Regions from separate parts of the Homo sapiens genome. Here region 1 is linked to region 2. The links are chromatin loops, found by intact Hi-C in ENCODE. Cell type or tissue: PC-3. All regions are shown on one strand. Links, peaks and the distances in the headings refer to the core of each region. The heading gives the core; the rest is flanking DNA. Region 1 has its middle 350 kb from the start of LRFN5. Region 2 has its middle 420 kb from the start of LRFN5.

What was found. Hi-C counts contacts between places; a loop is a spot of excess contacts. Peaks named below come from ENCODE experiments on the same cell type or tissue, not always from the same donor. Only the 100,000 strongest peaks of a DNase experiment are listed, where the experiment ranks them.
Region 1: it touches region 2 in a loop (4-fold over the local background); 3 of 110 quality-filtered maps call a loop at or near these places.

The regions. Positions count from the first base shown.
Region 1 is chr14:41,951,671-41,963,907 of GRCh38, reverse strand. No RefSeq gene overlaps it. Among named protein-coding and RNA genes, the nearest start is that of LRFN5, 350 kb to the right of the region's middle. In PC-3, for the core only: no CTCF peak of the experiment used is centred there; a DNase peak (open chromatin) is centred at 6,247; H3K4me3 peaks cover 369 bases; H3K27ac peaks cover 901 bases.
Region 2 is chr14:42,017,001-42,029,237 of GRCh38, reverse strand. No RefSeq gene overlaps it. Among named protein-coding and RNA genes, the nearest start is that of LRFN5, 420 kb to the right of the region's middle. In PC-3, for the core only: no CTCF peak of the experiment used is centred there; no DNase peak of the experiment used is centred there.

The DNA.
Region 1 (12,237 bases), core at 2,452-10,451, 66 kb after region 2:
AATACCCTTCAGGATATAGGCATGGGCAACGACTTCATGACTAAAACACCAAAAGCAATGGCAACAATAGCCAAAATAGACAAATGGGATCTAATTAAACTAAAGAGCTTCTGCACAGCAAAAGAAACTATCATCAGAGTGAACAGGCATCCTACAGAATGGGAGAAAATCTTTTTAATCTACCTGTCTGACAAGCTAATATGCAGAATCTACAATGAACTTAAACAAATTTACAAGAAAAAAACAAACAACCCCACCAAAGAGTGGCCAAAGGATATGAACAGACACTTCTCAAAAGAAGACATTTATACAGAGCCAACAAACATGCAAAAATGTTCATCATCACTGGTCCTCAGAGAAGTGCAAATCAAAACCACAATGAGATATCATCTCACACCAGTTAGAATGGTGATCATTAAAAAGTCAAGAAACAACAGACGCTGGAGATAAAGTCATACTGTAGTAGGGTGGGCTCCTAATCCCATAAGACTCATGTCCCTATAAAAGGGGACATCTGAAGATAGACAAACAGGGAGAACAAACACTTCTCAAAGAAGACATTTATGTAGCCAACAAACATGAAAAAAAGCTCATCATCACTGGTCATTAGAGAAATGCAAATCAAAACCACAATGAGATACCATCTCATACCAGTTAAAATGGCAATCATTAAAAAGTCAGGAAACAACAGATGCTGGAGAGGATTTGGAGAAATGGGAACACTTTTACACTGTTGGTGTGAGAGTAAATGAGTTCAACCATTGTGGAAGACAGTGTGGCGATTCCTCAATGATCTAGAAGTAGATAGACCGTTTGACCCAGCAATCCCATTGCTGGGTATATACCCAAAGGATTATAAATCATGCTACTAAAAAGACACATGCGCACGTATGTATGTTTATTGTGGCACTATTCACAACAGTAAAGACTTGCAACCAACCCAAAAGTCCATCAATGATAGACTGGATTGAGAAAATGTGGCACATATACACCATGGAATACTATGCAGCCATAAAAAAGGATGAGTTCATGTCATTTTCAGTGACAAGGATGAAGCTGGAAACCATCATTCTCAGCAAACTATCACAAGAACAGAAAACCAAACACCACACGTTCTCACTCATAGGTGGGAGTTGAACAATGAGAACACATGGACACAGGGTGGGGGGAACATCACACAGTGGGGCCTGTTGGGGGGTGGGGGGCTTGGGGAGGGATAGCGTTAGGATAAATACCTAATGTAAATGACGAGTTGATGGGTGCAGCAAACCAATATGGCACATATATACCTCTGTAAAAAACCTGCACGTTGTGCACATGCACCCTAGAACTTAAAGTACAATAAAAAAATTTTTAAAAATCACATCAAGTGACAGCATGGTGAACTTTCTTTACCAGTTTATGCACATGGCTCAAATTAAGTACCCTTCTCCACCCATATAATTGTAACCAGTCAACCCAGTATCCAGTCCTCGAAGTAGAATTTGAACAATCTTTCTTTAAAGTAGCACTTCTGACCTAGAGTTTGTGTAAAGCAAATGGGTCACAAGAACTGTCTGACAGTATATCATAACTTGTAGAAGATCTGCACAAATCTACCCATGTTAAATATAAACAAAATATAAAGAAACAATGAAATTCCATTATTAGAATACATGGGAAACTAGATAACCTAAAACTCTTCTGCTAAAACATAGATAAAATTACTACATAAAATCAAATGAAGTCTTTTAAATGATTAGACAAGACTCCAAAAATGTAATAAGATTTCTCTAAGGCCAGGAATACATGACAAAGGAATTAAGACAATAGTGCCTCTAACACATTTCCTGAGCATATCCAGCGATCTGGGAGGTTTAAATATTGTGTGCCCCACATAGAATAGAGTATACAGTCTTCGTGTGTGTGTGTGTGTGTGTGTGTGTGTGTGTGTGTGTGTGTGTGTGTGTGTGTGATGGAGTTTTACTCTGTTGCCCAGGCTGGAGTGCGGTGGCGCGATCTCAGCTTACTGCAACATCCGCTTCCCAGGTTCAAGTAATTCTCCTGCCTCAGCCTCTCGAGTAGCTAAGATTAAAGGTGCCCACCACCACACCTGGCTAATTTTTGTATGTTTGGTATATACGGGGTTTCACCATGTTGGCCAGGCTGGTCTTGAACTCCTGACCTCAGGTGATCCACTCGCCTCCGCCTTCCAAAGTGCTATGACTACAGGTGTGAGTTCACCGTGCACTGCCAAGAATAGAGTCTTAATGAAGACCAAGCCGTGTAAAGACAGTATGTAGAAAAAACTTACTCAGCAATGCCAGACTGAAGGAAGAATTTTCTTTCTCATCATTAGTTTGGTTGGTACTGAAGAAAAAGGAAATTTCCTTTGATATTTCATAAATGTACGTAAGCTAACATACTTTTGGAACTGAAGATCATAACTGTGTAATGTGAAACCTTAAAAAATAATTCCATTTAGCAAAGAAAAATTTTATTGTGTAATAGATGCTTGGCAGAGGCAAAACACAGCTACTTCATGGAGGAAGACCCCCTAAAATATGCCTCATAGAATACTCATGGAAAGAATTCTTAATCATTAGCTTAAATTTGAGGTTTTCTTTTTTGTGGTGGCTGTTCTTGGCTATCATTGTCCATTTTCTCATTGGACTAGTTTTTTCATTAATATTTAAATATTCTGCATGTTACATTGTCATCATAAATGTATTTTTTCAGAATCTATTATTTGTAGATTTTTCATGGTATATTTTCTATATCCCAAATTTTATTTTTATACATCCTTTGAGTCTTCTGTCTGGGTTGAGAAACTCCTTCTTGACTCAGGATAGTATTAGTAGTTGCACATTTCTTGCAAAATTTTTTTAAAAAATCTATGTCTAAGAAAAAGATTTAATTTATTTCTACATGTGACAAAAGATATGGGTGTTATAGTCTTAAGAAGTTCATAATTCTTAAGATAGTAATTTGTGTCAGAACCATTTATTAAAATCTTGTTTAACATTATTTTTAACTGTAATATAATTGAACACTGTCAAAATTATTTCAAAGAACCATAAAAAATATGTATTAGCAAATACTTCAAGCAAATCGATCAATTTCCCACTTTATCCCACTAGCAAAATTATCAGGTGGAAAATGTGAAATGAGCATGTCTAGTATGCTTAAGGAAATACCAGAAAGAATACAATACATAGCAAAAAGCAATGAAAAAAATAAAAAGATAACAATAGAAATTATAATTCTAAGTAAATACTTAACAGCAGACTAACCAGGACAGAAGATAAAGACACTCGCAATTTTAACTATACAAAATTTACAAATAATGTAGCAAAGAGAGATAAAGAAGTGGAAATTTGGAAATAGCAGTTAGCATAGTTCAGAGTTCCTGAATGAGATCATAGGGTAGACAGCAGAGAGTGATGAAATTTTCTTGAAAGAAACAACAGCTGAGAATTATTCAGCATAGATTTAGCGACAAAGATTTTTATTGTCTGTTACTATAAGAACTACAAACTTAGAAAATAAAAATAAATCTATACCATAGCCAAACGGCAAAATAACAAAGAGTCTTGAAGTAGATATAGAAAAAAAAAGATAGATTATTTGAAGGGAACTACATTGACAGTTGCAACTGTCTCAACAAGGGTAGATAACAGAAGACAATTTCTTCACTGTTCTATGAGAAAATAATTGTCAAACTAGAATTCTTATGTCATGTAAATTCTTTCACAAGAGGGATTGTGAAATAAAAGTATTTTATATAAATAAAACTCCAATCTTTTACCATCAAGAAGCTCTCATTAACAAAATTCCCTGGGAATATTAAAAAATAAATCTCTGATAAGCAAAAAGAACAAATAAATTAAGAAAACTGTAACAATGTAGTTAAATCTAAGCAAAACTTGTCTATACATATCAATAATAATGTTTAATTTACAGAATAAAAAATAAACAGAAGTTTGAGAGGTGGAATAACAATGATGGGGTGATCAGCATTACAGCATAGTTTATTTCAAATTAATGCAAATATATTACTTAACTTTAAATGTTTAAATGTATTGTTACAAGTTAATGACTGTTAGCATAAAAATAAAAATATGTATCTTTCAAAAAGCTGAAAGGCAAAAAAGAGAATGAGGCCAAAACCAACCATAGAACCCTAAATTTAAAATATTAGGAATTGAATAAAACGTAAAATTGTGACAAATAACCCCCAAATTACTTGGTAGAAATAATTTCAAACATATTCATAAGCCAAATGAATATATTTACCCTATTTTTATATAATGTAAATACACTAAATTTTTCAGTTGAAAGCATAGATTCTCAGTCTCACAAAATAGTAACCAAAGCAAAGCAGGTATATTTAATTAAAATAACATTCTGATCATTTATTCTATTAAACACTGTACCAGAAGTTTTAGAAAGGACATTTTGACAAATAAAGTACACGAATGGTAAAGATTTGAAGGGGAGAACATGAGGTAGTTCTCTAGGATTAAATTTACAAAAGAAAGAAAAAAATTATAAAATATTTAATTAAAAATATTAGGGAAGTACAAAGTAATTAATTTTGTAGAGATTGCACTAACTTCATAAAGATTTCAACTCTACCCAAATTTATATAGTCATTGCAATTCTAACCAACATCCCAACAAAGTTATTATTGACTTGATAACTAAAAAATAAAATTTTTATAGAAGTCCAAAGAACCAAGATTATCCAAGACATTTACGATTAAAAATCAATAGAGTGAGTATATTTGACCTAGAATAAATAAAGGTCTTACAAACTGAAGTCATTAATATAATATGTGGTAAGATTCTGACATGGTCATGAAGAAATAAATAAATGGCACAGAACAGAAAGCTAAGAAACATATCCACACATATATAAAAGTTATTAATATATCACAGAAGAGTCAAAATAGGTCTTTGGAAAAAGAATGGACAATTTAATAAGTGATGGGACAAATGATCATTGGCATAAAAAACCCATAAAACAGTTTTTATAAAATTCGGTGTCAATATAGAAATTTATTTTATAAATTAGAAAAGAAAGATTTTTTTAAGTATATAGATTTTCCCCATTACTTGGAGAAGAGGAAGCATATCTTAACAGGACACATCAAGTGTGATCATAGAAATGAATATTGAGCATTTGATACTGTCAAATTAATAACTCATATCAATTAATTGACACCACAAGAAAATAAAGAGAAAAGCAACTAACTGAAAAAATATATATGTTTGACACTTATAATAAAAATAAAAATATGTAAAGTCTCTACTTGTAGTAAAAGCAATTTTCTAAATATTATCTCTTTAGCATAGAATATCATCCAGCAGTATACCAGGGATTTTATTTTACATTTTATCAAGGTAAAAACTATGGCAATTAATTTCACCAAATCTGATAATGACAGGGCAAGATGTAAGCATCCAGGGAGTCTAATATAATCTAATATTATAAAAAATGTTAGTGGTGTATTGATAACCATTCTCTGTATTCCGTTAATGGACTGCATATGGATTGCATGCTCTAGTTCATGGATAGGATCAGAAAACATTTCCTCCCTAGTAACACAGAGAGTTTGCTGTATATATAATTTGATATCTTTAGATTGCATAGTAACACATTTCCCAAGTACTTCCGATATGAAATTCAACTTGAAAGTTAGATTTGTGTGCTCCAGCTCATGAACTTGACACTATTCTGACTATCACCATGGGTAAGTTATTCTCTGCATGGTATCGAATTTTAGAAGTTAATCAGAGATGCTACATGATTTCAGCTACTTGTGAAATGTGCAAATGGAGATTTGATAATCCTCCGGAAAATATTTTTTCTGACACAGAAAAAGGATAGATATGTAGCTGTAGCTGATTTGCATTTTATTGTTTCATATAACGTGACTAATTTAGATAAAATTGCCAAATTGTCTACCGTTTATCATTTGCTTACAGGCTCTGAGTTCTGTGTGTCATCCCTCCAGTGATATAACAATTTATAAGGAAGTTACAGGAGCAAGACTATTGGTATTAATGGTAATTAAGACTAAAGACAATGCCAATAACTCTGAGGGATAGGATATTGAATTTCTTTCCAATAAAAAGTCACTTAAAATCATAGCTTGTGTACCGCAATATATTATAGTATCTGATTTTGTTTATCTATATTCACCACAATACCATAAGCTTCATGAAAACAAGGACTTTATTGAAGCTAACAGTGTGTGTAACATGACAGGCCCTAAATAAATATTTGCTGAATGAATAACTAAATGAGTAAATGAAATGATCTTTTTCTCCTTGATAAACAGGTTATACAAAAGCAAATATAAGATTAACCAGATTAAATAAAAGATTGCTTTTTTAGTGTTCTGTGGTAGATATGCTGTGATCTAGCCAATTTGAATTCTTAGTGTAGTATCAAAACACACATCCCATAATACTGCTGGAGGGAAAATGGCATTTAGGATTAGAATTAATTTTTAACTGATGCAGTTCCAAAATGTTCTAAGCATAAAAGCTATGAAAAACTGAATTATTTATTATGGTTCTTACAGACCTTTCTTTTCACTGAGAGTCCAGGTAAGTGCAAGTTAATTATAAAAATTGTAGGCTGGGCGCGGTGGCTCACGCCTGTAATCCCAGCACTTTGGAAGGCCGAGGCGGGGGGATCACAAGGTCAGGAGATTGATACCAACCTGGCTAACATGGTGAAACCTCGTCTCTACTAAAAATACAAAAAATTAGCCAGACGTGGTGGCATTTGCCTGTAGTCCCAGCTACTCGGGAGGCTGAGTCAGGAGAATCACTTGAACCTGGAAGGCGGAGATTGCAGTGAGTCGAAATCGCGCCACTGCACTCCAGCCTGGACGACAGAGCGAAACTCTGTCTCAAAAAAAAAAAAAAAGATTGTAGGTGTTCCTTAAAATTTGGGGGTTTTCATTTATAAATCGCATTGCAAAATGTGTTTATATACAGCATAACTTCATAAATTTGATTCAATTTCCCAGAGAAACATGGGATTGGTGTATTATTAACCAGAACATAGTATATATTATAAAAGTACTAAATAAAGGATAATTTAGTGCAAATTTCTGCATTAACTGTAAGGCAAGAATAGTTTCCAGAGCTTACATAATAGCACATAAGTGTGTTATATACTTGCACCTCCTAAAATAATAGATGTATAAGTATATATTCAGGACATTAAACAATTGTTTTGATTTGTATGTTAAAGATTTGATCTAAATGACAGTAAAAATTTAAAAAATAATTGTTTTGGTTTTCATTTTAAAATTTCACGCTATTTAAGAGAATGTTCTAGTTAACTGTAAAATGATGTTGAATTAAGATTTCTTGGATTTTTCTTTTTCAAGGAGTAAACTTTCTATTTATTACGTTTATTGAAAGTGTTTTCACAAATTTTAAGATCACCTCAAAAATGTATAATTGTCAATGTCTATATTCTTGTTGGTGATGGTAGTGATAATGATGACAAGCTTTTAAGAAGTTTAGAAAATAATCAGTTTTCTTGTCTTTATTATTTCCTAACAATCACTTTTCTTTCAAAAACTAAATTAACATATGACAGGTATTCCAATTCCAGTCTTCATTGAAAAAACGAAAAAGGAAATCTATTATCAATCGTTTTCAAACTTTTCAGAGGATTCTAAACCTCCTCAACAGACTGCTAAAATATGCATTAACATTTCAACAGTATATGCTTAATTGTCATTGCCCTTTTACTCAGTGAATGAATAAACGCACATGGGGTATGGGCACTTATTAGGAAATGTTGAATCAATAGAGAAGGAAAATACAAAATTTTCTACTTTAGTAGGTAAAACTTATATTGATGACTTCAGGAAAGGCAACTTAAATAAAAATAGCTAATGTATGTAAAATGTAAAGTATGCATGTGTTACGATTTGATATCATTTACATGAGCCAATAATAACTGAGTGAAGTATTATAAGTACCATTATGCAAACCATTTCACAGATGAGAAAACTAAGGTCCAGAGAGATTAAACAACTTGCCCAAAGTTACACGCATACTAAATGGAAAAACTGAGACTTAGACACAGGTAAGCTGGTCCAGAGTCTACTTTTTTTTAACAACTAGCATTCTGCCCTAGCATTGAATTTAATTGATTTGAATTGGAACAATTTTTGGGTCAGCAGCTAGTGCTTTACTGAGAAAAAGGCAAAGATAAATAACACACAGCTTCTGCCCTGAAGCAGCTTTCAATCTCATAGCCATTCATAAATATTGAACACTTAGAAATGCATTCACAGATCTTTGGTATGCAAAAATATCTTTTTTGTATGATTTGCTATTTAACACCTCTACATGTTTTTATCTCTCTTCTTTGAATTACTTAGCACTAAGTTGGCTGGGTTGCTTATTTTGGCACCCAGTCACCTATTTTCTTATCCCATTAATTGCATTCAGAGTCACTCACTCAGGCAACTTTATTGAATGCCTGTATTGCTTAAGAAACTGTGGTGACACTATTTTTGCCTTTTCTCAACGAAAAGTCTTCAACCTGGGGCCCTGGGGTACATAAAGACTTTCTATCAGGTTGGCATGCACCAGTAGTTTCAATGGAATTGATTCCTAGATTCTCGTTCTCATATATGCCTTTTTTAAAAAAATGATCTGAAAACAAATCTAAATTCACATAATCTGCTATCAATATACACAATTACAGGCACACCTTTCTCTGAACCTAAATCTTAATACTGTTTATTAACCCAAGGTTTATAAAACTTCGGGATGTCAAACAAATGGATACACATATATAGAATACAGAAAATTCTCCTTTAATCTTTAATCAAAGCTGTCTTAAACCTTAAAATATTTTTTTCTCTTTACACACACAGAAACACACCATATCAATACAAACACACACACAGTGTTTTATATTATTAATGGATATTTTGATCCATGCCTCAAGATCAAATTTAGAATAGCCAAAGCATAAGTTACTGATGTTCCTATTTTGAAAGATTAATAATTCATACATTTTGCAGGAGTACTGAACTCTGCCAGTAAACAAAATACATGGTATGGTTTGGACCTGTGTCCCCACCCAAATCTCATGTTGAATTGTAATCTACATTGTTGGAGGTGGGGCCTGGTGGAAGGAGACTGGATCATGGGGGCGGTTTTCTCATGAATTATTTAATACCATCCGCTTGGTACTAACCTCGAGATAATGAGTGAGTTCTGGTGAAATAAAAGTGTGTGGCCCCACCCCCTTCTCTCTCTTGCTCCTGCTTTCTCCAAGTGACTTGCCTGCTCCCCCTTCACCCTCTGCCACAATAGTAAGTTTCCTGCGGTCTTCCCAGAAGAAGATGCTGCTGTTTCCTGTGCATTCTGCAGGACCATGTGGCCATTAAATCTCTTTTCTTTATAAATTAGCCAGCCTTGGATATTTATTTCTAGTAATGTGAGAATGGACTGATGTAATACATTTTTTATATTTGTTTTATTCAATTAGGTAGTTAAAGTTGACTTTATAAATATATTCAGTATTTATTACTACTTTAATCAGTACATTGTTTCAAATTTTAAAATGAAATATCTAATATTTTTTATCACTTATGAGTAATAAATTTATTTAATCTTAGGATGGACATCTTTAGTTGTCACCCCTAAAAAGGAAGGGAAGTACAGTGTTCCAGAATTCTTTTAGGTATGTGTAGTTAAAAATTTGAAGGCTACTACTCTAAAAGTTTAGCTCTTAGAGAACAACTTCCTGTGAATCTACAGTAAAATATTGTGACTTTTCTACTGAAAATGAATTATTGAAAGACATTTGAAATATTAGAAGTTGTAAAGAAACATATAGGCTAATACTCCACTGTAACATTTCACAGTAAGTAGTAATTCAGTTATGGTCAAAGTTAAATCATGTCCCCAAGGATGGCAATGGAGGATTCAAATCCTTCTCAATAGCACTGAAAGGGTATTTATTGCTACAGCAATATTGCATAACATTCACAAAATCTCACTGATATACACTTATTAGCATTTATTTCACTTATATGAACCCCTTAACAACTAAGAGTAGCCATAAATAGAAGATCTTTTTGATTTTGGCCGAGGTGACTTATGCACCTGAGTATATGCAGTGATAATTGGGGCAACTCAGCTCTGCCCCATGTGTTTCTCATCTTCCAGTAGCTAGACAGTGAATTTCTTTTTTACATACAATTTAAAATTGTATTTTACATTCAGGGGGTACATGTGCAGGTTTGTTACATGAGTATATTGCATGACACTGAGGTTTGAAGTACAAATCATCCTGTCACCCAGGTAGTGAGCACAGTACCTAATAGCTAGTTTTTCAGCCCTTGCTCTCCTCTCCACCTCCCCTCCCTAGTAGTCCCCTGTGTCTATTGTTCTCATCTTTATGTCCATATGTACCCAATGTTTAGCTCTCACTTTTAAGTGAGAACATGAAGTTTTTGGTATTCTTCTCTTGTGTTAGTTCATTTGGAATGATGGCCTCCAGCTACATCCATGTTGCTGCAAAGAAAATACTTTTATTTTTTATGTTTTTATCAGCCAGTGCATTTCTTAAGGCAATGAAATAAGTATAGGAGAATGAGTAAAAATATTCACAGACTTGGCTTAGTACCAGCATAATGTCACTTCCACCTTACTTCATTAGTCAAAATTAGTGAAATGACCAAGCCCATATAGGTAGGGAGGGCACTACAAAATACCATGCCAAAGAGCATGGTAACAAAAAAGAGTAAAAAATTATATTCAGGGCCAGTTTTATCATCTACATCAGATGTACACAGTATTGAATTATTTCCCTTTATTAATTAAGCAGAAGGATGAAATCTTAGGTAGTTTGCCTAGATGTTAGCTTTGGGCATATTTTTTACAGCTCTGAGTTAGGTGACTATGTTCTAGATGTCCAAATCTGAAGGGGAAAAAGAAGAACACTTCACTTTATATATAATAAGTAATTTTCAAGCTATACAATTTAATATACAAGATAATTAAAATATGTACCATTAAACCTAAAGATAAAAAAGAAAGATCTTACAATGTGCGTAAGGCTTCTAGACCAGTGGTATGGCCTAGGACCAATTTGACTATTTTTTCCACTTTTTATATTTCCTGTATTTTCTATCATTTATTACATGTGTGGTACTTTTTTCCTACTTTTTATATAAATATGATGAATTTTTATCATAGCTATAATAGAAAAAGCATGAAAAATATTCTGGAAATAAAAATGGGTTAATTATAACACTGAGCCTAAGTCTTTATATCCCTAGTCATTTTTTTAAATGCATGAACTTTTATTTTATCTTCTTTGTACTCAGATATATTATAGGTTGGTGCAAAAATAATGGCAAAAACTGCAATTACTTTTGCACTAACCTAATAATTTATATGACAAATTAAGAGCGTATTTGATTTCAAATTTGTGGTTAAACAAAAAATTGTAAGTGCTTGTTAGAAAATCCCTGGAGGCAGAGATAGTTCTGGATGTACTTATAGATGTCACAGTAATTTCACTGTTCAACAAAAAAAAGTAAATTATTATTTTTAATGTCTGAATAAAAAAGCTTTATATAATTTTAGTTCAGAAATATAAACAAAATAAGGAAAATAGTGTATTCACATAGGAAATTAATTACCAAATATATTAAGTCATCTAACTTGTTAGATGGAAATATGGTCTGTCTTTGTGAATATTTAAGACCATATCAAAAAAATATGAGCATAATTCTTGATATTCTGTTACTGAAATATAATATGGTCCTGATGATGATGGGGACAAAAGTATCTTTTTTTTCTCCAAAAGAGCAATGATTAATTAAAAGCAACAAGTTTATGATGGTAAATCATCTTTCATTTCCTCCAAACAATACATTCCGTTCTAGCCTTAATGTCCAGCTTTAAATTCCATTAATGTTAGACCATTCTGTGAACAAATTTTCAGGGTCTTCCTCATGAAAATCACTGGAGATATTTGGGATTGAAAAGGGGGGGTGAAGAAATAACTAATGGGCTTCCTTAAGTTGCTTATGAAATATTTAAAGATACATAAAGACATAGAATACAAATAGCTAGAAAATTAGTGTCTATGATAACTAAGAGAGAAATAGATAATGTAATCTGGGACTTTAGGGGATGGGGCAATAATACTATAGCATATGAATGCCACTGGAAAATAAGGAATATAACTCAA
Region 2 (12,237 bases), core at 1,748-9,747:
AGTGTGCATATACAGATGAACAACCCAGAAATATCTCAATATCTAAGTTTTGTTGTTTCAACTCTGATTTGGAGGTAGGTAAATTATATCCTGAGCGAATTACGGAGTTGGCAAAATATTCTTCATTGCACTTATCTCCAAATTTTGGTTCATTTTTCCTTTTGTGTTAATCTCGCCCTTTGGATGGGTTTAGAATTCATCTACAGTGAAGAATTGTTTTGGCTCAGAGTTTTCCTAATATCAAGCTCTGTGTCTTTCATCAAAGTCTGAAAGGATCTGACAGATCTATTTTGTGGGCCTTTTGCATTCTCAGGGGACTCTTTTTTCTTCCCCAGGGGTGATTTTTTTCTTCAGATATCTAGAGTTCCCTTTTCTTTAGCTACCTCTTTTGAGCGCAGAGAAACACTGTAACCGTATCTGTCATGTTCACTTGTTAATTGATGGATTTCTCTTTGAAATAAAATACTTGCTGCCAATGTATTATCTAAACCAGACAGTGCACTTCAAATGTTTCCTCTCTGAGTGGTAAGTCTGACAGAATCCTTTTAAGCATTCCTGCAGCCAAGGAAAGTACTAAAAGGGGTTATTTCAAGGTGTTTTCAAGCCAAAAGGCAAGCACCAGGAAGTAGCTAAGCTAGGGTTTCAGAAAGATTGGCCATATAGTTACAGCAACTGAATGGCCCAAGTTCCAACATCTTTAAATTCTAGGATATTCCCTACCCTGGTCTACCTTACACAGTTATGTCTGGAAAATATCCTTCATGGAGGATATCTTTTCACGACTTTTTTTTTTTTCTTTTTATCAAGACAGAGTCTCGCTCTGTCGCCCAGGCTGGAGTGCAGTGGTGTGATCTCTGCTCACCACAAGCTCTGCCTCCGAGGTTCACGCCATTCTCCTGCCTCAGCCTCCGGAGTAGCTGGGACTACAGGCGCCTGCCACCACGCCTGGCTAATTTTTTGTATTTTTAGTAGAGACGGGGTTTCATTGTGTTAACCAGGATGGTCTGGATCTCCTGACCTCGTGATCCGCCCACCTCGGCCTCCCAAAGTGCTGGGATTACAGGCGTGAGCCACCGTGCCCAGCCTCCTTTCATGACTTTTATGCCCTTGTGTTTTTCCTGTTCCAGTGGCACCATGACCTCTTCATTTTGGTCAAAAAATATTTTTTAATGATAATGCGATTTAATATTATTCTACCTCTTTTCTGTTGTGCTTATACGTATCTTCTTGCTTTCTTTATTCTACTTCTGGTAATGGGGCTGTGACAATAAAATACATTGTCATTATGTGATATATCTTCTTTATTAATAGATGCAACTGTATCATATAAATTATGAAGTTAAATAGTAACTATATAATCTCTACTAATTAATCAGAAACAGTTATTTAGGCTTGGTGATTTTTTTGGTTATAAAAATAGCAGACATGATAGAATTAAAAATTAGTATGTTTCATAATAACATAATACAAAGACATTAGAAGATTGTACAATTTTATAGTTGGGTTTAGATAGAAATAATCTAAGGTGCAGGAATTAGACCCAGATAATATAAGTGACTTGCCCAAATGTTCATAGCTGAATGTTGGCAACACTAGGGTTTGAAACAGGACAAATCACCGCTCATCAAAGGTATCTAATATTTCATGTTGAGAGGGCTGAGCAAGAGATCCTGAATGGAGTATTTAGGTAGGTAGAGAGAAGGGCCAGGAAAGGGAAAATTAAAGTGGATGATGAGCTGGTGAGTCAGAAACAGAGAGGCTAGCCTTAAGCTACTACATTAAGAGGCTTAAATGTATCAGTCAAGCAACACAAAAAGTGTTATGTTTTGCGTCAAACTCTGGGCTAAGTTCCTGTCTTTTCAGAGTTTGCAGTCTAACAGAAATACAGAGAAGCCAGCAACGAAATCAGTCACAATACTGACTTACAATATAATACCATAAATAATGTTAAAATAAAAATGAAAGAAAATAGTTCTAACATAAATTATTTTAAAATCTCTTCTAAAGACCAAAGTGATTTATAGTGCTATAAAACTAAATCATCAGAGCATGGAAATCAAGGCATTCAAAGAAGCGAAAACACCATCAAATGCCTTCAGAATAATTCTGTCATGTTTCAGCCCTACCCAATAAAATAATCATTGTCTATTTTCTCAATATAAGTGGCAAACTTACATTCAATTTTACAGACATTTTACATCTTAAAATATATCACCTATAGTAGCATTTTGTTATAACTGGTAAGAAATCTAACTTCACCACCACTAAACATTGGTGCCTGCTAATTTAGCTCTATCAGAGTGTGCTGAAGAAACACTGGATAGCCCTTAGCACCATTCCAGAGTTATATTTCCAATTAATATTATCAGGGCATGATACCTACTAATAATCTGTTTGGAGGTTTTTCTGCCCTCGGGCAGTTCCCCAGGGTAGGGCAGAATAAGAATTTCACATCTGCATGCTGTTTCTTTACTCAGGAATTAAGGCAAGTGCTATAAACTGAATTGAATGTTTGTGTCCCCCTAAAATTCATATGCTGTAATAAAATCTCAGATGTGAAGATAATCGAGATGAGGTCTTTGGGAGGTGATTACATCAAGAGGGCAGAGCTCTCAGTAATGGGAAGAATATTCTCATAAAAGAGATCCATGAGAACTCTCTTGCCCCTTCTGCTCTGTGATGTGACTGTAAGAAGATGTCTGTGTATGAACCAAGAACTGAGCCCTCTTCAGACACCAAAACTTCCAGCACTTTGATTCTGGATTTACCAGCTTCCAAAGTTGTAATAAATAAGTTTCTGCTGTTTGTAAGTTACCCAGTCTATGGTATTCTATTTTAGCAACCCCAAAGTACTAAGACAGAAATTGATACTGAGATGTGGGGTACTTCTGTAACAAATACCTACAAATGTGGAAGTGGCTTTGAACCTGGGTAATGGGTAGAGAGGTGAAAAGTTTTGAAATTGATGCTAGAAAAAGTCTATATTACTAAGAATAAATCATTAAGGATGATTGTGGTGGAAGCCTGGAAAGAAAAGAGGAACGTGTAGAGAAAGCCTTAATCTTCTTAGAGAATACCTAAGTAATCATGAGCTGAACACAGAGTGTAAACAATATTCTTATGAGGTCTCATGAAAATGAAAAAAAAAAAACTGTTATTGAAAACTGGAGGAAAGGTGAGACTTATTATAAAGTGACAAAGAACTTAGCTGAATTGTGCTTGTGTCCTAGTGTTTTGTGGAAGGTAGAATTTGCGAGTGATTAAATCAGATATTTGGCTGAGGACATTTCTAAGTGAAATATGGAAGGAGTGGCCTGGTTTCTCCTGACAGCTATAGTAAAATATGAGAGGAGAGAAACAAATTAAACATGGAATTGTTCATCAAGAGGGAATCACAGCTTGAAGATTTGGAAAATTCTCAGCCTGCCTGTGTTGAAGGAAATGAGAAAGCCTGCTTCATGGGAGAACACTAAGGATGTGGGCAAGGCACCTCCAAAAAGAAGATCATCAAGCATTTCAACAGAAGGTAGGAGCTATTGTTCAAGACAATGGATAATGGCAATTCAGAGATCTTCAGAGCTGCTACTCCTATTATGGGCCCAGAGTGCAAACACTGGGGTCAGAGCAGTTTTAAACAGGGGTTGGAGGGATGCAGGGGGAGAGAGGCATGTCACCAGCACATGTAGAACTTTGGTACACTCTGCTTTGACAGTATCTCAAATTATGAGCTCTGTTCCCCTCACTCCAGCATTATATTCCCCAGCTGCCTTGGGAGTGGTTCAGATGGAGCCCAATGTGCCATGGACTGCACCCAGAACAGCAGGAGGCTGTGGCTATCTTCATCTCCATTTCAAAGGATAGGGCCTCCTGGAAGAGCCACAGGCTTAGCATCCCATCCCTGGAGAGCAGCTGGGCCCAAAAAGGGATTCATCATAGGTGCAGGATCTAGGCCCAGGGCCTTGGAGGCCTGTATTAGTCTATTCTCACATTGTTATAAAGAAATAACTGAGACTGGGCAATTTATAAAGAAAAGAGGTTTAATTGGCTCATGGTTCTGCAGGCTATACAGGAAGCATGCTGCTGGCATCTACTGGGCTTCTGTGGAGGCCTCAGGAAAATTACAATCATGGTGGAAGGTGAAGCAGGAGCAGGCAAATCACGTGGCCAGAGCAGGAATAAGAAATGAGGTGCTACACACTTTTAAATGATCAGATCTTGTGAGAACTCACGCACTATCGTGAGGACAGTATGTGGAATGGTGGTAAACCTTTCATGAGAAATCTACACTCATGATCCAATCACCTCTTACCTGGCCCCACCTCCAACAATGGAGATGACAGTTCAACACGCAATTTGGGCCAGGACACACATCAGAACTATGTCAGAGTCCAAGCCCTAGCCAGCAAAGCTGAGGGAGCAGGGTTGCTGCTTCAGCAAGTTCAGAAGTTGAAACTTTTGCCCCAGTCATCCTGGAAGGCAGACCACTGAGTCAAAGAGGATTATTCTTAAAATGCTATAAACTGAAGATTTTTGTCCCCCAGATTTATATGTTGAAACCCAATCCCCAATATAATAATATTTAAAGATGAGGCCTTTGGGAGTTGATTAAGTCATGAGAGTGGAAGCCTCACAAATGGATTTAGTGCTCCTATTAAAAAATGACTCAAGGGAATTTCCTTGCATTCCACCAAGTGAGGTTTCATCAAGAAAACTGCTGTCTATGAACTGGGAAACAGGACTCCATCAGATAGTTTATCTTCTGGCACCTTGGTCTTGGACCCCCTAACCTCCACAAATGTGATAAATAAACTTCTGTTGTTTATAAGCCATCTAGTTTATGGTATTCTCTAACAGCAGCCAAAATGAACGGACACTGACCAAAGGGAAGGACTCTCTCCTAAAAAGTAGAAAAATAGGCCAGGTACCGTGGCTCAGGCCTATAATCCCAGCACTTTGGGAGGCCAACGTGGGTGGATCATGAGGTCAGGAGTTTGAGACCAGCCTGGCCAACATGGTGAAACCCCATCTCTATTGAAGATACAAAAAATTAGCGTGCCTGTAATCCCAGCTACTCAGGAGGCTGAGGCAGGAGAATCGTTTGAACCCGGGAGTCAGAGGTTGAAGTGAGCTGAGATTGTGCCATTGCACTCCAGCCTGGGCAACAGGCGAGACTCCATCTCAAAAAAAAAAAAAAAAAGAAAAAGAAAAAAGAAGAAGAAAAGAAACATCATAAAGAATAGAGCAGTATGCTGTTCAACTTAACTTTCTATGGTGAGGAAAATGTTTAATCTGTATGCTACCCAACACAGTAGCCAGTAATTACATGTAGCTGCTGTACACCTAAAAAGAGGTTAGTGAGAATAAGAAACTAAATTTTACAGTTTTATTTAATTATAATCAACTTATATTTAAATAGATAACACGAGTCTTAGAGATCTTACACAGTAGTGCCGTTCTACAGTCATTAAATGCATAAAATTAGGACAGTGGTTTTCTAAATGTGGTCTGGAAACCCTTGAGGTTCTCTGAGAAAATTTAAAGGTGCCAAAGGTTAAAACAATGTTTATACTAGTACTAAGAGATTATTTGCTTTTTTACTTGCATGTTTGCACAGTGATATTTTTTCAGAGGTTACATGATATATAGTATGCAACAGGATGAATGCACCAATAGATCTGATATTCCCATATGTTTTCTCAAGCCAAACATTAGAAAGACTTTTTTAAATGCAAAATAATATCAGTTTCTATTTCTTTTTATAATATAGGTATATTTTTAAAACTATGTTAACATTCATTGATGTCACTTAAATTTTTTAAATATCCACTTTAATATCTTTTATTTATTTATTTATTTATTTTATTTATTTATTTTTTTGAGACAGAGTCTCGCTCTGTCACCCAGGCTGGAGTGCAATGGTGTGATCTTGGCTCACTGCAACTTCCGCCTCTCGGGTTCAAGTGATTCTCCTGCCTCAGCCTCCGGAGTAGCTGGGATTACAGGTGCGTGCCACCATGCCCGGCTAATTTTTGTATTTTTAGTAGGGACGGGGTTTCAGCATGTTGGCCAGGCTGGTCTTGAACTCCTGATCTCAGGTGATCCACCCGCCTCAGCCTCCCAAAGTGCTGGGATTACAGGCGTGAGCCACCACCCCCGGCCCATTTTAATTTCTAATATTGCAAATATCACTAGATGTAACTCACATCAACAAAAGCTCTCTGGCATCCTCAGTAACTTTCAAGATTGTAATGGCACCATGAAGCCCAACTTTTGAAAATCACTAGACTGGAAGGCCCAATAATTCTACTGCTAATTTTATTATAAAAGAATTCCTTGCATGGTTAACAAAGGTTTGCTATTTTTTTTTTGAGTTGAATGATTCCATGAGTATGATTCCATGAGTATTCCATGAGTATGATTCCATGAGTATTCCATGATTCCATGAGTATGATCCCATGAGTATTCCATGAGTATGAAGGGAATGATCCAAAACATGTAAAAATGTTTCTATAGCAATTAAATAATAATTGGCATGTTATCCTAGGTCATATTCCATTTGTTAAAAGAGCACTTGTCCTTTAATAGCCATGCTACTCTGGAGGATTTCAGGCACACAGGAAATGTAATAATTTTTTTAGCACCAGCAAGTTACTCAGCATCAGGATATCTTGTTTTAATAAACAAAGTTAATGTATGTCTACTTCAGAGGTTCACAGGAAGATGTGCCTCATCAGGAGATAGAACATCTTGGTATACAATATTGTGCACTGAATAGTTCCTGTACAATTAACATGATTTTCTGACCCTCTGCTACCATCATTGGCTAGAAAAACCATACTCTATTTATTAATGGCCTCCATTTCCTCCCCAAGGTTCCAAAGTTATTTTGCATGAAATGTTATTTTGCAGAATGTTGTCTCTGAATCAGCACCAATTGCCTTTGCTGCACATTTATGAAGCTCCAAATTATTCATTAAAAACCTCTTTAATAAATTAAATGTCCTACTTTTCCTAAAGAAGAATTATTTGTGTTTAACCATCTGCTACCTCCTAAAAGACTCAATTTTTGCTTTCCACTACCACCTAAAGCCTTAAGTACCCCTATTGAGCTCTAACTCAACAAGAGTTTATGATTATAAAACACACAGATCTTACTGATAACATTTTGTGGAAGAGTCTCTGGAAAACAACTTTACTGGCACCACAATGCCCTTAGACTTAGAAGAAAGGCCATTTTCCTGAGTCCTGTGGTATAGAAAGTCCTACTTCAGACTTTCTCTGGCCAATTTCCTACCTTTTGCCCACATAGGAAAAAAAAAAAAAAGTAGCAGGATCAGGGGTTGGATCTACACAAAGAACATACCACCCATTTCTAGACGATGCATACCTAAGGTCGATGAATTCTTTGCATAAATGATCCAACTTTGTTTCTAGTACCTGTTCTAGCCTCTTCCCTGCCTGAATCTTTTCTCCGAAAGACGTATGTGTACCCCTGGTCCCTAAGGATGGCTAAGGGATCAGGGGTTTACAGGGACTGCATGTAAAGCTTAAGTATTCAAGATGAAGCAGGCATATATATGTACAAAAGGCCTTCACTCTACAAGATGCAACTTGGTGTGGGAAGAAAAGGAGGTAAAATGTGGATCAAGACTATGTTCTGTTATGGAGAAAAGGGAAGTAAATTAAGATGAATACATAAGAGCAGGTGTTACTGCTATTTTATAAAAATGGTCAGGAAAGTTTTACAGTTAAAGAGATACTTGAGTACACATGAAGGAAGTGAGAGAAAAATTTGTGTGTATAATTGGAGTAAGAGCGTTCTAGGTCGAAATCGCAGCAAAGGGGAAGAGCAACTATTCTAACCACGTGCAAAGAAAAGTAAGGGCAGAAATATTGTTTACACAGGAAAGAATGAAATGGAGAGTCAAAAGAAATTCGGACAGAATGTTGTCATAAAGACAATTTATATTATGGTTTTGTCTTTTACCCTGAGCCATTGAAGGGGTTTATGAAGAAGGACAGATAACATGACAGATTTTTAAGTGATCATTGTGTATTCTATGTTGTGGGTAAAATTTGAGTTAATAGTAATTAGGATAGGCTAAGTTATGCTGCAGTGAAAACATCCTAAAAATTTCAGTTGATTACAACCATGAAGCTATCTCTCATTTGTTCTACATCTACATTGTTAGTCGGAAAGGAGATTGTATACATAATAGTTACTCAGGGGTCTAAACAAGTGAATTTGCTTCCATAAGCAGAGTACAAAGAAAATACTGTGACACACCACACATTGGCTCTTAAAGCTTCTGCCTCTCTGTGTGACACCATCAATTCTGCTCATATTGCACTGGTCCATGCAAAATCACATGACGCTGCTTGAATTCAACTTGTTAGAGAATTTTAATAGTAAAAAATGCCTAACAACAACTAGCTATTTTTGAACACCCCAACTGATCAATGTTCTTCCCTTATGGTCACAAATGTTGGGTTTACTTTCTTTTTTGATTGCAAAATTCCCTCTCCAAGAAGAAAAGCCAAAAGTCCTATACAATAAAATTAATATTAAGATTTAAAAGAACAAAATTTAATGATTATGTCTATAGAAGTCTAGATGTGGCACCTCTTGTTTTAGAGACTTAAGGGGAAAAAAAACACAATTTATATTATCATTCCCCTCCCCACTCCGCCACTCCCATTTGTCTGAAGAAAGTGAAATGGAAAGATTGGAATAAAAATTCTTATTTTGGAAGGGGAAGAATGCAGGGCTACCTAGAAGCCACTGAATCATAGAAATTTTGCACTCCCACTAAGCAGATATTATGAGGGTTTCTTCCTAAGAGTAGATCTCCAACCTGTAATTCTCAGGGGTCCCAGGCTCTGATCTCTCTTTTTAAATTGTCCTCACTGGATATTTCTGAAGAGGATATCAGAAAAGGTGTCCTCATTCAGACAGGAGTAGCTTTCTAAGCTTTCCTTACCTCTAGAAAGTTCAGGGCCCAAGAACTATTTTAAGTTTCTAATAATCAGTTTCAAAGGTTGATGGTTCTTTTAACACACAATGCTCTTAAAGCTACAGTCACCTATTTCCTATTTGTTTTCAGTCAGTTTCATGTGCCAATAATCTCACTCAAATTTTTTTTGGCACTATACTCCTCTCTCCCGACTTCTTTGCAGGTATAAACAACAGATATCCTGGGAAAAGCACACCCCCAGTATTTTTCTCTATGTCTACCTGTTCAACTGAAACGATTTGCTAGGTGAGAAACTAATCCATTCAGAGATTATTAAATGGATGTGATGGCCACGCCTTTGTTTTGACCCTTGCTGCTGCTAAACTACATTTCAATTAGTTTCTGCTTTTTCAAGGCCTTCACAGTTTTATTTTTACTAGATAGAGATGGAAATTAGTTATACATGGGAACTTCCAAGCTCCCACATTGTTTTACTTTCTTTTAGTCCTTTTCATTCTTTGTTGCAAATTAATTAATTAATTTCTTCCCTTAAATATCATGTCAAAATACAGTCAAAAGTAAGAAACTCAATCTTCTAATGCTTTCTTATTCTTTCTTCTGAAGCTATAAATCCAGTAGTTACAACCTTTAATTTCCACATTGCTACATGTGAACATGAACCACCATCCTTCCAGCTGTCAATAATATCTCTTTGACACCTACCATCCATCACCATAACCAATGCCAGGTATTTTGTTGCTGCTGTCTTGTTCTTTGGTAACTCCTGAAACAATTCCTGTCTCAGGTAACATAGGCTAAACTAAGCTGTTTTTCAACCTGAAAGTCTCAGTGGTTTAAAGCTACATTTATTTTTTCTCTTATTCTTCAAATCTACCCAGTGTTCTCAAGGGAGTTAGGCTCCTAACAGAAATCTTAGTGAAGGGCTTATGGAAGCTCCATCTGTCACTCTGGTTCTTAAAGCTATAGCCCAGAAAGGATGCAGATCAATTCTTACACGTTTCACTGGCCAAACAAGTCACATGGCCATGTCTGAGGTTAAGTGAGTAGAGAAGCAGATTCCTCCTCTATGGCCAGTGCTAAAAGAAGTGATGTTAGCAAAAAGTCCTAACGAATACCATGATGAAAGAGGGTGAAGCAAGGGAGACCATATAAGAGTGTACTGGAATAACCCAGGAGTGAGATGGATGTGGAAGGGATTCAGGTAAGTTCTGGAGGTGGTATGAGGTTTTACAAGTCTGGATAAATTTTGAAAAAAAGGTCAAATAGATTTTGCTAATGAAATGGGAAATTATAAAGAAAAGTGAGTGAAGAATCAATCTAAAGTTCTGACCTGAACAAATATAACAGAGTTACCATTTACAGCTATGAACATGCAAGGGGAGCCATTTTTGAGATAATAGCAAAATTCAGTTGTATGCATGTTAATTTTAAGATGCATATGCTGCATTAAATTCTCCTTTGGGTTTCTGAAGAGAAGTTTTTTTTTTTTTTCTTATAATGTCTATCTGCTTACACCTACTCTTTAAATGTTAAGACTGAAACTATTCATGCTGCACAAGAGTAAGTACATCCTGGACTTCTGATGATGTGATGATCACTCTCATTCTGTTTTTTTTTTTTTCAGTATTCTTTTATCCACATATATTCAAATTTTGAGAGATTTATTATGCATTCCTATATTCAGTGACCCATGATACCTACCACACTACAAGCTAACGACATTAATTAAAAGCTTCTGCTCACCTTAGAAAAAGTGATCTTAGAGAAAACAATCATTCTACAGCACTCCTCAAAATTTTGGATTATTTTTACCCTATCAAGCACTATTTCCTTTTTAAGAAGATCATGTCTCACTTATAAAGATAGAAACGTACTCTTATTTTCTAACTACCCTTTTAAAAACTCAGGGGATCAGAAAACATCGAAATCAAATATTCCTTAAATGTCTCAGAAAACTGTATACAGTGCTTCCTGGCATTTCTCCCAAGGCTCTGTGAATGTGACAAAAGATTATTCTCAATAGGCAAAATAAGGGGCAGCATAAACAATAAATTTTAGTTGATCCAATATGGACCATCTATGCAATCACTTTTTGATTGTAGATACACTCTTGCAGAAAGGCCATTACTATGTAGTCTGCATAATCTCTTTGCAAAAATCCAATTTCAACAAACTTTTCTCCGGAATTTTGAAATTTGTTTGTAGTCAATATAAATAGCTATAACTTTGTACAAAAACATAGATCAAAAGCCACTCCAGTGGTTAGAAGTTGTGGTAACTTGATTACTGTCCAGTATCACTTGGCATTCATTTCTCATAAATCCTACTCAGATTTTTACTCAGCCTTCACTACCCTTATTAAAGTGCCAGAAACGTCTGGAACACAGCTCAAACTCAGTGTTAAGTCTCATTCTCAGGGGTTTTACCGGCACCGGTCTGGAGACTTTGCCAGTTTCCCGGCACTGTCACTCAGAGGACGTTCACATTTTTTACAACAATAAGAGGGGATGTCTTGGTTCTTGCTATTTCTGTGTATAACAGTGGAGAATAGCCGACACCAGTGGTACTTCCTGATTCTGCAGAGCTACACCTAACTCTTCCCTAATTTGAAGCTCAGTGTTCTGATTACCAATGTCTTCGCGGGGAGTACAATCATGTCAAATCAACTCCCAATGGCTAACTCTCCCCTATGGATGAAGACGCGAATGTGGGTCAGGGACCTCACTCTAACCACCCAATATTACTGTTTATTTTGTTTTGCTTAACTAATGTTGTTTTTCCTCAGGTTGCTTCTCTTCTGCTTAAATTTGCGTAAGATCAGGTCTTTTTTTTTTTTTTTTTTTTTTTTTTTGAGACGGAGTCTCGCTGTCGCCCAGGTTGGAGTGCAGTGGCGCGATCTCGGCTCACTGCAGGCTCCGCCTCCCGGGTTCACGCCATTCTCCTGCCTCAGCCTCCCGAGTAGCTGGGACTACAGGTGCCCGCCACCTCGCCCGGCTAATTTTTTGTATTTTTAGTAGAGATGGGGTTTCACCGTGTTAGCCAGTATGGTCTCGATCTCCTGACCTTGTGATCCGCCCACCTCGGCCTCCCAAAGTGCTGGGATTACAGGCGTGAGCCACCGCGCCCAGCCGATCAGGTCTTTTTGTGTGCTAAATTTGGCTACATTTTCCTTGGCCCTGAGCTGTTCATGTAAGCATAAGTTCGATCTTTGTCTTTCTGTCACTTACTTCCAGAACAGGCCATAATATTGGGGAAAAAAGTA